3 separate regions of the Mus musculus genome follow, and all the other regions are linked to region 2. The links are chromatin loops, found by intact Hi-C in ENCODE. Cell type or tissue: left cerebral cortex. All regions are shown on one strand.

Region 1 (5,000 bases), 1.0 Mb before region 2:
CTTTGAATAAGATGGATATAAACGATCCTGGCAACACGTACGGGCCTTGGTGACAAGAAGCATGTTTGTTCAAGTCGGGCTGGGATTGGTGGGTCAGCATCTTACCATCACTTCTCCTTTATCAGGCCTGAGCCCCTGCCAGGCTAAATATTTTTGGGACAGCATTTATTAAATATTTTTCTCATAAGGCTAAACTAAGCACATTCTTCCTCAGGAATGTCACTGGGTTTATTCAGCTAAAAATAACTGGCCAACTTATCATATTTGGCAAACTATGAAGGGCTCACTGTGAGTCATCAGGTGGAAGAAAGGTCCAGTAAAGACCTGGGCACTGGTGGGTATGAGCATTAGCTGCCCTTCCAAAGGACTCAGGATCGATTGTCAGTGCCCGCACAGCAGTTCACAATGGCTAACTCCAGTCCCAGGAGATCCAGTGACGACTTGTGGCTTCTGAAGGCAGGACATGCACACGGCACCCACACAAAACACCCATACGTGTAAAAATAAATAACCACAACAAAATATATGGAGACTAGAATATCAGAGGAAGAAGAAGAAGAAGAGAAAGATGGATTGCATATGGGATGGGCAAGAAAGATGAATGACTCAAAAATACTGAATGGAAAATTCACAATAAAATTCGAGAAATACATGAGAAACTGAGGTTGTAACAGTCAGAGTTATTCATTAACAAAACCCCTTAATTAAAAAAAAAAAAGACACAGGCAGAAAGCTTTATTCCACAGAATAAAGGCAAATGATCTTGAGATAAAGGTAAACACAGCCTTAATGGTGTGAAGGGTCATGGTTTGAAAGAAGTCAAGCAATATGTCTTTACTACTACTGTTCCGCGCGGGCAATTAATTCTGGTGGGCGAACACATTTTCCTCTATCAAAAGACACCACATTCATCAAATAAATGAACACAAACTTACCCACCTCTTCACTAAAGAAGTGACCTTGGCTTTAAGAACGTTAAATGGGCCCACTGAAGCAAGATGGACTGTCTCAGTACAGTCTCTTACAAGCACCGCCAGTTGGAACTAGTACTAAGCTATGGCAACTCATTTATGTCAGGCTAACTTTTTTTTTCCCTTAACTGCAATACCAGGAAGCACTGTAGATAGAACTGTCGCAAAATATTAAGTATATATTGATTGCATCTGACCTTGTTCCGCCAAAGATTCTCAGAATAAGCTAACAAACAGGGAGATGACATTTGAGGAGTGCTTGTGTCGTAATAATTGCTTAAAGGTCTGGGGGGCGGGGGGGGGAGCGTGAAGTAGGCAACTCAATATAAAGGAGCAACCTGCTGAATGAAAAGTTGTAAAATAAGCCTGCCGCCCATCTGGGTGGCAACCAGTCAGGCTTTTTAATCAACACCTTAGCTCCTACTCCTGCAGACAGGACGCAGCTGAAACTTCCTGGCTGCAAAGTGGGATTGGTGGGAAAATGCTGATTTTCTATAAATGGAAATACCTGGGATGTTGTTAATGAAAAAGAACCAGTGACTCAGCCTGGCAGAGGGGAAGGCACTGCCCTCGCTGTGGGGTGCTCTCTTCTGCCATTAGCATCTCACAGAGGACCCTTTCTGTGTTCCCCTTCCGCCCCGCTTAGCCACTACTTCTTTGTAGGGTTGAACAGGAAGTGATAGCGCCTGCACCATGGGAAGGAGTTTTGTACATTTTGTTCTATCAGATTAGCCCCAGTAACTTTATGAATTATGAGCTGTCAACTCCTTTTTCAACCGCTATAGAATATGCTTCTTAGAAATTGTAGCTATAAATAAAACAACAGATGTTTTCAATTGGCTCCAATAGCGCTTGGGCAACTTCGTTCAAGGGGAGAAGTGAAAAGAAATCATTGTAAGACTGCGTTAGGGCTCCGCCTGCTGGTCGCTTTTGCAACAGCCTTGTAAAGACATGCTCATTGAAGCCACTTAGGAAAACCAGAGAGGGGTTAAAAGCCAGCCGTGGCCTCTCTGTGAGTTTTATGTTTTGTATGACTAGATCCTCTTCTAGGCACAACTGTCACTATATCTAGAAAAGAAAAGGGGGGGAGGGGGATCCAAAAGAGGAGGAACATGCTTGAGCTGTTCCTGGTTTCTCTATGGGCAGTGAGAGTCAGGGAACTTTGAACTAAATATCCAGTATCTCGGGATCCTCGCGGTGCAGCTGAGAGAAATTGTCAAAGATTAATAGGATTAATAAGACCAGCCATATTAAACTGCTTCTAGTTCTTAAACTCTAGGGGGGAGTTGGAAACATAGCTAAATAGGAAAGTATTAAATTTACACCTTTCAGGTGGATTTAGCAGCCAATGGTTGATTGGACTGAGCGTGGGGGGTCCCCTCCCTGATGGAGGAGTTGGAGAAGGGACTGAAGGAGCTGAGGGGGTTTGCCGCCCCGTATAGGGAGCAACAGTGTCAACAGGCCAGTCACCCCGGAGCTCCTGGTGACTGGACCAACTACCAAAGAATACACATGGAGGGACCCATAGCTCTGGCTGCATATGTGGCAGAGGATGGCCTTGTTGGACATCAGTGGGAGGAGCAGCCCTTGGGCCTGAGGGTGTTCAATGCCCCAGTGTAAGGGAAGCCAGGGCGGGAGGTCGAGAGTTGGGGGGGGCGCACCCTCATAGAGACAGGAGAAGGGGGAATGGGATAGGGGGGTTTCCAAAGGGGAGACCTGGAAAGGGGAAAACATTTGAAATGTAACTAAAGAAAATATCCAAAAAGTGTTCTCTGCTGCCATGCTACCGAAACCCTGTCAATCACGTGTTAGGGATGGCTGGCATCAGCAAGCACAGGTTCCTTCAAATGTGTGTGCAAAACATTAGAAAGTGAGAGGGTGGTAGGAGTCACTGACACATCGTCTGGTTACAATGACCTATCCTTCTGAACCTAAGGTGTGGGGCTTAAAGCAGGCTTTGCAAATTAAGTATTCATTTTCACTCTGCTAGAATAAAAAAGACTGAAGAGCTCCGGTGACCTCTGAACATGGACCTCGCAGAAGACAACGGGCCATGTGGCCTTAACGTGAATCTCAAAGCCTGGGGCAGCTACAAATCAGAGATCATGGCTGCAGGAGCCTCTGTGTGTTCAGATCTGGTGGGGAAGGAAGACCGTGGAACTGCGAATAGCATGAAGCCAGTTAGTGAGGGAGGAAAGGGGATAGTGGAAACTATGGTACACATTCAGGCCGCTACACATTGAGGCCACTTCCGGGAGCCGACACAGCAGCCTCCTTGTCTCCTTTGGGATAGACTGGGAGGCTGGTGTGAGTGCTTACCCTCCCCCCCTCCCCCCCCCCCCCCCCCCCCGCAAAGAGGTTAAGGCTCTAGGAGGGCTTCTCTTTCCAGTCCTCACTCTTCCCTACTTCTGAGTCATCTGTCAAAGTAACCTCCTTTGATGGTTTTGGAATTCTGAGCAATGCATGCACAGCACTATAGGACTCTGAGAAAAGGGTGGGGGAACAAATCTGCCTGTGAACTACTACAGTCAGTCAATGACAGGACAGGGACAGGTGGCTTAGTCTGAGGAGCCCACTCTGCTCCCACCACAGGTTATTCTGGGGTGTGTGTGTGTGTGTGTGTGTGTGTGTATGTGTGTGTGTGTGTTACCATTCAGTCATTTCATTCTTCAGAAAACTATGTTTTTTAAAATGTGGTTATGGGAAAATAATCCCGTTCCACACAAGATCAGAGACAATGCACTAAGGCCAGAGCATCTGAACTGTGGGTACAAAGACTGTCGTCGTCATCGTCGTCATCGTCGTGGCCAACATGATGATGATTTAATATGTGCTACATTCTGGACTTGAGTGGGTGTACTGAAATTTCCAAATACAATTGTCCACAACACCGTGAGGAGGGCTCTGCCATCATCCCATCTTTATGAGGAGGTGGGCAGACCGGAGACCCAGATAAAGAATTTGTTCAGTCTCACACAACCAAACCAGCCAGAACCAGCATTCAATTCAAGGGACTCCCCATGTACTAAGTAAGTACTTCATCAATGGACTGTCCAGAGCCAGATGGCAACATTATTAGTGGTTCTGTGGCCAGAGAACGGACTCAGGAAGTGAGAACTGCTCCTTGCCTGGTCTGGCCTTTACAGAACATAGTCTTCTTTCCTAAGAGAGTCCACCATTAAATGCATAGCATATCTGATTGCTGGCTGTCCAATGGAAGCAAGCCCCATCATAGCGACTCGACACACATCCCTCCTCACTCTTAAAAACCACAAGAGTGCTTGTGAGAGCAGCTTGGGCACAGTTCTCTCCTTTCCCAACTGACCATTCACTTTGGAAGGGGAAAATGCCAGATCTTAGATGAAATCACGCAGAATACATGACACAGCCACCATGTGGACTTCAGACTGGGACAGAAACAAGTCACAGGGCCCTGCAACAGGGGCTCTGAACAGAAGGAGGCGTGGAATCAAGTTTCCTGACATGCATCCTGCACTTACTCTTATAAATGTAAAACAGAAAATGAATTAACCAAAACTTTTACGGTCATTCTTGCCCGCCCTAGTCACACTTGGAACAATGTCAGCACAGAGCAAGGACCTGCCAGCAGGCTGTGACACAAGACTGGTAGACTCAGAACTGGGTAGACAGCAGTGCTCTTTCAAACAGTCTTCCGATCTTCTTCTGTGTGGCTTTGGTCATCTGGGGGATGTATTCATTTCAAAATAAAAACTATTAAGACAAACAAATGAACTATACCATAGTGTTCCAAGAGGATCGAGTAAGCAGGCACACTTTTACTGGGGTTATTCAAGATGGCTCTGCCCTCCTGGAAAGGCATTTGGGCTGAGCTGAGTGGAGCTGGGAACACCCACAGCATTTGACACAAGCCAAAAACCTGTTGGGTTTCCAGCTATCTCGGAGTTTGTCATAGTGTCCAGCGTGAGAGCAGGACATGAGCAGGGCTCTACTGAAACGGTGTGATTAGTAAGGTTCTTGCATCTGACGCTTCTCCATCTGTCCCTGGCT
Region 2 (5,000 bases):
ACCTAGAAATCATAGGGCGACAGAACCGAATGAGACTTTTATTTGTAATGATGTTAGAAGGTTCCTCTCTTATTGTCATAAAACCTGTCACCTCACAGTGCTGGGAAGTTATGTGCCCGCCCCTGGGAGAGTACTCTAACCAGGTCACGCACAGTCACATAATTCCCGGTGGGCTTCTGAGTCCTTTCACTTCACCTTGGGATGGGAATTCTAGGCAGGTCCTAGTAATGAAGGTGAATAGCAGCCAGGCCTAGGGGCACTGGGTCAGGTGGGCAGAGACTCTGCTACCTACAATTTCTTTGTGCATGTCATAATAGCCAGAGAGCAAATACAGTCTTTCAAAGTCAGAGGTGGCCATGATAAACTTGAAAGAAGTAGCCCAAGAACAAGGGCCTTTTAAAATGCCAGGACCTAGAAGCTAAGTTCTAAGCCATACCGAGCAACAGGAAGAAAACTCTTGTGGGAACAGAGACTGGGAAAGCAGATTTCTGCCTGGCTGATATCTGCCTTCTTTCCCCTGATCGGGAAGGATCGCATGCTATTATAAGAAACAACAAAACAAAACCAAACCAAAAATGGGAAAGCATAAGTAAAAGAAAAAAAAATCATTGAAATCTCCACTCAGCTACAACTGATGATATTTCAATCTATCTCCTGCTGGGTTTTAATTGTTTTTGAGAAGGAAGCGTGAAAATCAGACGGAGGGCCTTGGTGTATGCTAAGCAACACTCTGGCATTAAATTACATAGCTACATCATCCCTAGCGCATCCTCGTCATTCTTTGAACATGTATAAACATATGCACATCTTATCAACAATCTTAATGTCATATCTGTAGCTCTCTATTTTCCATCTCACATGTCTGGAAACTTCTCAACAAAGATTCTCTAAGGACATGCTTTGTCTTGGCTGCCTACTGGTGTCTCCCCACCGCTACTCTTTTCTGAGTTTCAGTTTTATGAGTTGATGGTTCCTTAGTTATTTATATTTCTTTAGGGCAGTGGTTCTCAACCTTCCCACTGTTGTGACCCTTTAATATAGCTGTGGTGACCCCCAACCATAAAATTATTTCACTGCTACTTTTTTACTGTAATTTTGCTACCGTTATGAATCCTAATGTACACATCCGATATGCAGGGGTTTGCAAACGCCAGGGGTTACGACCCACAGGCTGGCCACCACTGCTTCAGGGAGCTCTTTGTTGATGTTTTATCTCTGGCTTATAATTGAAAACACAGTGTTTTTATTATTGCCTTCATAGCTCTTCATATATCATTTTAGAAGTATAATCTCCCACCTAATAATAGATTTGCAGAAAATATTTTAGGTAGGTGGGGTCTGAATTCCAACAGAAAGGTAAGTCATATGTCCTACATGTAGGTGCAAAACTTTAAAACATTTACATTTTCTTTAACGGGAGAGGTTGGCTTATTTCTCACCAAGTGGAAAATTCGCTATTGAAGATTCGTGGAAGGAGGCCTTCATGAATGGGATGAAAAGGGGCAACAAGGCTGCTGGGACTTATCTTTCAAAAGTGTTCTTTGCTACTTTCCTATACTGAGTGCACACACACCTCCATATGATCACTAGGTTGATATCCCATGAGCCACTGGGGCTTGTATTCCAATGCATCTCAACATTGCCTTTTTTTTTTTTTTAAAGCACAGTCTAACACTGTAGATCAGGCTAGCCCAGAACTCACAGGGTAGCCCACACTGGTCTCAAACATGTGCCAGTTCTTCCTCGTCAGCCTCTGGAGGGCTAGAATTGTGGTTATGTCCCGTCACACCTGGCTCAGACTTTCATATCCTAGTAGGAGGCTAACAATGCCACCTGGTGTTTTAAAAATACAATTTAGCTTTAAAGTCATTCTCATGTATAATCTTTATTCTTATAATCAAGATCCGAGGGTTGGGTCACTACTCCTGAGGTGAGAAAGGACTGTCATTGTTGGACTATAGATAATGATAACAGTTTCAAGGACCCCTGAGATTCTTGCTCTCAGAGTCATGGTGGTAAATGGAACCATCAAAGTCTGGCTACTCTGTCCTTCATCCCCCAGTGCCCCTCCTTCCCGATCTGCTCCGCATGGGCAGCGGGTGCTTGGTCCCCTCTACCTCTCCAGTGCCTGGCTTGTGTCCACCACAGTGGCGGTCAGCAAACCATCATGGGCCATGTGGGGCATGCTCAGAGAACTAGATCACTGAAAAACGAAGGAGGCATAAGCATGATAAAATTGTGAATGATAAATTAGAGTACAAATCATGAGTGCTTCTCACTAGAAAATGGAGAGGAGCAGGGCCCGCTGACTCAGCATGTATTGAGGCTCTGAATAAATGCCCCCTTCCACAAAAGCTAAACCTACTTTTTGTTTGTTTCTACTTATGACTTTTCAAAAAGCGGTTTGTTGGACTGATATTCATACACCAAAGACAGCTCCTGTAGTAAAAAATGCACAAGGTGCATCATGCAAATATTAATCAGAAGCATCAGGAGAAATGGTAAATGAATAGAAAAAAAAAAATACTGGGTGCTGTTTGCGAAGCCTGCCACCTAGTGGATCCACCTAGCTACAGCAGGAGCTACAAGGAAGCTGGGGCGTGAGAGAACTCTGTGATAGCTGTCTGAGAAAACAATAGCAGCAGCAACAGAACTAGGCAAGCTGACTGCTAGATGTCTGCTTAGTTTGCTCTGACTTGCAAGTCTTTCCGGGTTTCAGTGCACAAGGGGAGAGGAGAAGTTTTAAGTGGGCTGAACTGAGTCAAGGTTTCTTCCTTCTGGCCTCCCTTGTGTTGTGGCCCTGACTCTCATCCTCCGCCCTAGCTCCAGCCTGCTAGCACACCTTACCCCAACATGAACCAAGGCCTCAACCTACTAGGCTCACTGTGTACTTCCCAACACCTGAGACCCACCCACCTCACATTTGCATTTCTATCCATGTTGCCTGGGCTATCCCTACTTCTCCTCAACTCCCCGAACCATCATTTAAGGCCTGTACAGATTAACCCTCAGTTCTCTTGAGCTTTTTCGATGCCAGTAGTCTTTCCTTCTTGGGAACTTCTGCCACGTTTACAGTCTGTTCCTTAGGTTTAGCACTTTGATTATAGCCTGGTGATGCTAGGCCTTCCTACTGTGAGCACTGGATGATGAGGCACTCCTAATTAGATGCTTGTGTTGGAGAAGTGTGTGGTAGGCACTGAAAGCACAGCCTCTGACTCACGCTGCCTGGGTTGAAATCACTGACCTAGCAGATGGTTGTGGCTGCCTTGCTCATGGCTCTCTACTTTGGTTTGTGTGTCTGGAAAATGGGGACACCTCTATTTATAGCATCTGCCTCAGAGAAGAACCGAGGGTCACATGAATTTGTGTAAAACCCAGCAGAGCCTGGCGGGTGCCAAGTACTCTTGCTTCATTAGCTATGTATGTGTATGAGTTTTGTGTAGGATCGTGTGTGTGTGTGTGTGTGTGTGTGCGTGCACGTGTGCACACGCACAAGCATGTGAGGCCAGAAGACATCCTTGTTTCTTGATACATGATCTGAAACTCACCAAGTAGGCTGACCTGGCTGACCAGCAAAGCCTGTGACATTCCTGTCTCTACTCCCCAGTGGTGAGTGCACAAGTGCCACTGACTGCAGGTGTCTGCACCCCGTGTGGTTTTAGAGCAGTGGTTCTCCACCTGTGGGTCATAACCCCTTTAGGGGATCACATGTCAGATATTCACATTAGGATTCATAACAGTAAGAAAATTACTGTATGGAGTAGCAATGAAAATACTTTATGACTGGGGGCCACCACCACATGGAGAACTGTAATAAAGGGTCACAGCATTAGGGGGCTGAGGACCACTGTTCTAGAGGATCAAACTCAAGTCCCCATGCTTGCCAGGGAAGTACTTTACCAACGGAACTATAACCTCAGCTCCCCATCAGCTATTTCCCTGAGTTGTTTTAGATGACGCTTGCAGCATTTAGCCCAAAGCTCTGGAAATACAAGGAAATACGGAAGGATGACAGTCATGCCATTTGGTTGTCCCCACCCCATACTTGAGAAGCTCCCAGAGTTCCTGAAGTTCCTGAACCAAGTGCTGGTGAGGCCTAGAGGTTTTCTTATGCACCAAGAATTTAAACAAAGTAATACGGCTGAGTGGAAAGTTCCTTAATTATAGGGTTAAGCCTGACCTGTTATCGCTCGAGCAAAGGCTGAAAACTGGGACACTATGGTCTCCATCTACGAAAGACCATGAAGTTATTTTAGAAAGACTGATGCTGTCCCACGATCAAGCTCTCCTGGAAGGGAAGGAATGAGGGACCTGACCATCCACTCATCCCAGGAGTCTACACTGCTGACTGCTGTTGGACCCGCCTCCCTGTACTCGTGAGCTGAAGGTTCCACAGCAGGGCTACTTCAACGCTGTAAGGGGAAATGAGACTCAAGGTGCAGCAATGAGATGTAGAAAGTGCTCCTGGTGTTCTCAACCCACGAGACAGATACTGTAGTTCCTGTGCTTCTACATGTGTGCACACAGCCCTACTAGTGATCTTGCTGCTGTTTCCTAAGGATGCCATGAGAGGCTGTAAATTAGCATCAGCCAGGTATACTACACAGAGGCTGTAAATTAGCATCAGCCAGGTATACTACACAGAGGCTGTAAATTAATCAGCCAGGTATACTACACAGAGCTGCCACTGCAGTATGAAGCCGGCCATGGCGTGTAGACGCCCACTGCCGATGCTGGTCACTTTACACTCTTTGTTCAAGAACTGCTGCTTAAGTTTGGCAGAAAGCTGCATGATTACGCAATTCGCCCGCCCGCCGGGGCGATAATTAAATCCCTTGCATCTTCTTTGTTTCGTTACACTAGCTACTGCTCCTGGGTGCTTCCTTTATGATCCAGAGGCAGGATCTACTGCCTTAAATGTGTGCCAGAGCACTCTACAGCTTCAGGAAGTGCCATGGCATAGCACACCCCACCATGTTCGCACCCTTGCAGTGGCCCAC
Region 3 (5,000 bases), 360 kb after region 2:
GTGTGTGTGTGTGTGTGTGTGTGTGTTGGGGGGGGTTGGAGGGAGAGCACTAAACTGGTCATCAAACAACTCAAAACACACCAATAAACTTGGGCATAAGGCACAGTTTGAAAAGAAGATGCCTTCAAAACTGTACATCCTGTTTAAAATTGAAGGTGTTAAAATAGTCTGTTCTTTTTCTCTTGATGGAAAAGAAAAGCCCAATTAAAGGCAGCCAAATGGGCTTGTAAAGGTCCCAGGAGAGCGGCTCCCATGCTCACTGCCCCGGGCACTTACACCTCTCCCTGGGAAATGAAGACCAAGAACCACAGAAGCGGTACCCACGGCCCCTTCACTTTCCAGTAGTCCTCAAAGAAGCACCAAAACTTCCCTGAATTCTAAGAGCCCTCCAAAACCTGGGCAGCCATAAAGCCCATATCTATGTCTTTGAAAGTCTTTGCTGTCTGCTTACAGACTAAGAAGGAAGGCATACTGATTTTAGGGGAAGAAGCATTTTATTTTTTCAACCATAAAGCTCAACTTTGGAAAGCAAAAGTCACTCATGGTTCTTTTTTTTTTTTTCTACTTTTAAAGATGTGGATACACACACACACACATGCACACGCACACATGCACACACACACACACACACACACACACACACACACACTGTAGCTGTTTTCAGAAACACCAGAGAGGGTATTGGATCTCATTATAGATAGTTGTGAGCCACACCATGTGGTTGCTGGGAATTGAATTCAAGACCTCTGGAAGAGCAGCCAGTGCTCTTAACCACCGAGCCATCTCTCCAGCCCCCATTCATGGTTCTTTTTACAAAACAACAACAACAAAAAACACCACTAATGTGTTTACTTATGCATACATGGAGGGCAGAGAACTCTGAGGACTTGTCTCCTATACCTGGGTTATGGGACTTGAACCAGGGTCCACAGGCTTGGAGGTAAGCATCTATACCTGCTGAGCTTGCCCCCCCCCCCCCACGGTGTATATATGTGTGTGTCTGTGTGTGTGTGTATATATATATATATATATATATATATATATATGTATATGTATATGTATATGTATATATATATGTGTGTGTGTGTATGTGTGTGTGTGTATATATATATATATATATATATATATATATATATATATATATATATATATATATATATCTTTGCGTTGAAGACCATGATCTTCAGCCTGCTAGTACTTCAGGAAAAAGTAAAGCTGCCACTAAAGAGAAAAAGGGAAAACACCTTTGCTCTGAAAATAAAGACCACACTTTCCTGGGAGGCGGGGAGGGAGGTCAGAAGCATCTTTTCTGTGATGGATGGTGGAAGCTGTTTGGAAGTGCCACCAGAAGATGCTCTGGGGACACACTGTCAGAAAGGTAGCTGATGTGTGTCTCTGATAAGCAGAGCCTATGCAGCAGGCACCTTGGAGGTAGAACCGCCTTGATGCACAGGTCTGAAAGGACTGTGGCTGAGGACAGAGAGTGTGTCTCCTAACAAAGGGATATTTTGAGATAAAAATCTAGGTTAGCATTCCACCCTTAACTAAGTCTAAGATGAAGATTATAACCGTCAAATCTAGTATGAAAAAAAAAGTATCGATTACCTGTCAAAATGTATCACTTTGAGAAGTGATACACATACATTTTAAAGAAACAAAACAAGCCAGGGGCAAAAACATTTGGGACAAAAATGAAAGACTGCTGAAAAATCACATCAGGCAATAACGGCTGAGCGGAGGGAACAGTAAAGGGAAATTGCTACACTTAGCCTTTGCCGTATATTTTCTCATCAAGATAAGCCATGTGTTAAAACGCAATAAAACCCTCAAATGATGACACTATTCACAGGTAATAATTGGGATCCAGGCTAATTTCCATTAATAAACTCATTTTTCCCTGTGATTTTATACCTTCACAGAACATGTTCACAATATTGAGAGAAAGTTCACAAAACACAAACTTCAGTACACATCCCCTTTACGTTTATATTCAAATAAGACAACTCAGTGGGCTTTGTCATGCATTGTGGTCTAAATCAAGGGGTTTTGTAGTATTTGGTTTACAAATATTTACATGGGTACCTCACAACCCCATCCACCCTTGGCACTGTTTAGGTCATGAGACATTCAAAAATCTATGGTCGCTAAGATAGAGGTCAAAATGACATTTCAATAACTATTGCAGGTCAGTGTCTTCCAGAGACAAAAACAATTCCAAATTCCAATCAGGAAAAGGAACATTTGGCCGCTTTTCACAAAGAGGCAATGGAGATTCGTAGCCACTGGCACAGTGTTGATGTGTGACCTAAGAATTCAGGTCTGACTCTTGTGGGATGTCTGTCTACGACCTATTTGGAACCCTGTATCCAGAAGATCTGGGTTGGTTACCCTGCATCAAGGTTTCCTTGGATTGTATCCACCCTCTGGCAATTGAATGCTTATTGAGTTTGTTTGTATACATGGTTTTTGTTGTTCTTTTTTTGTTTGTTTGTTTTTGTTTTTGTTTTCGAGACAGGGTTTCTCTGTGTAGCTCTGGCTGTCCTGGAACTCACTTTGTAGACCAGGCTGGCTTCGAACTCAGAAATCCACCTGCCTCTGCCTCCCGAGTGCTGGGATCAAAGGCGTGCGCCACCACGCCCGGCCTGTTTTGTTTTGTTTTTTAATAAATATTTATTTAATGTATATGAGTACACTGATGCTCTCTTCAAACACACCAGAAGAGGGCATCAGATCCCATTACAGATGGTTGTGAGCCACCATGTGGCTGATGGAAATTGAACTCAGGACCTCTGGAAGAGCAGCCAGTGCTCTTAGCCGCTGAGCCATCTCCCGAGCCCTGCATGTTTGTTTTTTATAAAGCAAAGGTACTTGAGATTTTCAGATCTACCCTCTGCACCTGACTCCCCCGGCTCCATCTTCCCCTCCCAGCAAACCCAGCCTTTCCTTCTGAACATCTGTCCACCCAGAGGCCCCATGTCAAAGGAGGGAGAGGGTCTCATCTCCCCACAAAGAAGGTTCGTTCTCCCTTGACTTTCTACCTGACCCAGAAGCAGCAATGGCAGAGGAACGCCAGTTTGCTGCCCCCCAGCCCCAGCCCCCCAGAGCACTCTGTAAGCTTTCTGGAATTCATCACAGCTCAGAGGGATGCTTCTAAATGTGTTCATGCATAAGTGTGGTGATGACAGTTACTTCTCAAGAAGGGCTACAGATAATGACAAACTAGTCCCATCATCGTATCCTGTTAAGATACCTGAAAGAGAGAGAAGGCTTCAGTGTCTTACTTAGTCATTCCCCAGGGAAGTCAATATTGCCAAATGGATACATTCACCCACTAAACCACTAATTATGCTTTCCATTCACAAAATTACTACTGTTACCAATGAATCTGTTTGCTGCCTTTTTAATTAAAAAGTTTTGGGTCATATGGGGCACAAAGGGGATGATCATTCATGAGAAGGCATACAAAGATCGACTGTGGTAGCAATCATGTCCCTGTGTCTCTCTGAATGGGACGGAGACCCATAGTCATGGGCTTTGCTCAAGAGCCTTGTTTATATGCCTATTTCAATTCCTCCTTAATATCTGTACGTTATTTCCACTCCTTTCACTTATAAATCATAGTGATTGACATTTGTTGGTCATATACTATATGCCAATCAGTCATCTCACTGACCACCGAACAGCAACATTCCCACACATCAGGTAAGCCCTGGTCCCCACCATGGACGAGGAAACTGGCATCTGAGGGGTTAAGTATCTCCTAAGAGTATACAGCCAAAGACAGGCAGAATCAAGCCACCAACTCAGACCAGGCTGGAGTCTACATCCCTACCTCCATCCTTTCCTCTCCTATAGTGGTTAAACCAAGGAGAGACAGAGATATGAAGGGCACTTAGATCCCTTCCCCTCTATGGGGGAAAATATCATAAGAGGTCAGTGATCAGAATATACCAGCAAGGGCATGGAAACCCCAAGGGATGTTGGACTTCTAACAGAAAAGGAGCATCCGAGGACTGAAAGGCCTTGAGCAGGACTGGCACAGAGAAGGGGAGGGGGAGGGGGAGGGGGAGAGGGAGAAGGAAGAGAATATCCAGAGACAGGCTGGGGGAGCAGCTCTGGGTCTCCTCTCAGTCTGACCCATGGGTCTCTGCCTTCTCAATTACACACTTCCAAATACAAGCAACACTTAGCTACAGTCACACTACCTACGCATAGCCAAGGGCATTCTCTCAGCTGCTGTGCCAGGCCCAGCATATGTCCCGGGGGCGGGACAGTGCTGGCAGCTCTTTATTTCATAGCCCAATAACTTTTCTGGAACTCGCCACCAAGGGAGTACTCCTTAAATCCCCCTCTCCTTTTCCAGCAAATGACTCAGAGCAAGACTGTTCTACTCTGAGCAGTGCTGGGAAGGAGAGGGGAAATCCCAGTTGTGACGTCATTCTCCATTCTCCAGAAGTTGCCCTGCATAGGCAGCCAGCCAGACCTATCCGGGCTTTACCCCAGACAAGTGTACAGGCCATGGCAAGTCCCTCAAGTCCCCCTTCCGGAGCCTCCTCTTTCTTAGGTGTCAAGGTATCGTGGGCTTAGGGAAGAGGAAAGGGAAGGGAGTGACCTGATGGGAAACCAGCATCAGTAGAAACCAGCATCAGTGTGCTGGGGGGGGGGGGGGGAGCCCGGCACAGCTCTGCCTGGGAACCTGTGGCCTTCCTCAGTGGTACACAAGCAGGACTTTCCACTGTTCTTCCTCCTCCTACTCAGAGCCTCTCAGAGCCTCTGCCTCCAAGGCTCTTGGCTTCCAGACTCTTCTGTCCAGGAATTTACTGAGGGATGAGGAGAGGGCCGAGGCCTCACTCTCCTCTGTGAGAAAGTGGAGCCCAAGGCACACTCTATTGTTACCTTTAATTCAGTTCAAATGGCAGGTGGGGTCAGTAGCAAGCATATGCCTATGAAATATGCTGCAAGCCCACGCTTCTCGCACCGAGCTCCCTTCCATCCCATCC

The links. Peaks named below come from ENCODE experiments on the same cell type or tissue, not always from the same donor. Only the 100,000 strongest peaks of a DNase experiment are listed, where the experiment ranks them.
Region 1: it touches region 2 in a loop (3-fold over the local background); 3 of 42 quality-filtered maps call a loop at or near these places.
Region 3: a loop joins it to region 2, with 2.8 times the contacts of the local background. A loop is called at or near these places in 3 of 42 quality-filtered maps.

The regions. Positions count from the first base shown.
Region 1 is chr13:101,717,834-101,722,833 of GRCm38, forward strand. All of the region lies in intron 2 of Pik3r1 (phosphoinositide-3-kinase regulatory subunit 1), which reads right to left. Among named protein-coding and RNA genes, the nearest start is that of Pik3r1, 48 kb to the right of the region's middle. In left cerebral cortex, a CTCF peak has its summit at 1,889 (motif pointing left); a DNase peak (open chromatin) is centred at 1,867; H3K4me3 peaks cover 327 bases; H3K27ac peaks cover 337 bases.
Region 2 is chr13:102,742,560-102,747,559 of GRCm38, forward strand. All of the region lies in intron 26 of Mast4 (microtubule associated serine/threonine kinase family member 4), which reads right to left. Among named protein-coding and RNA genes, the nearest start is that of 1700099I09Rik, 15 kb to the right of the region's middle. In left cerebral cortex, a CTCF peak has its summit at 2,562 (motif pointing left); DNase peaks (open chromatin) are centred at 2,595, 3,259 and 4,787; H3K27ac peaks cover 3,549 bases.
Region 3 is chr13:103,098,457-103,103,456 of GRCm38, forward strand. The region is part of intron 3 of Mast4 (microtubule associated serine/threonine kinase family member 4); the gene reads right to left. It overlaps Gm30050 (a long non-coding RNA gene), which reads left to right. Exons shown (of 2, transcript XR_382842.1): 2 at 2,186-2,456. Among named protein-coding and RNA genes, the nearest start is that of Gm30050, 3.9 kb to the left of the region's middle. In left cerebral cortex, a CTCF peak has its summit at 2,748 (motif pointing right); a DNase peak (open chromatin) is centred at 4,289.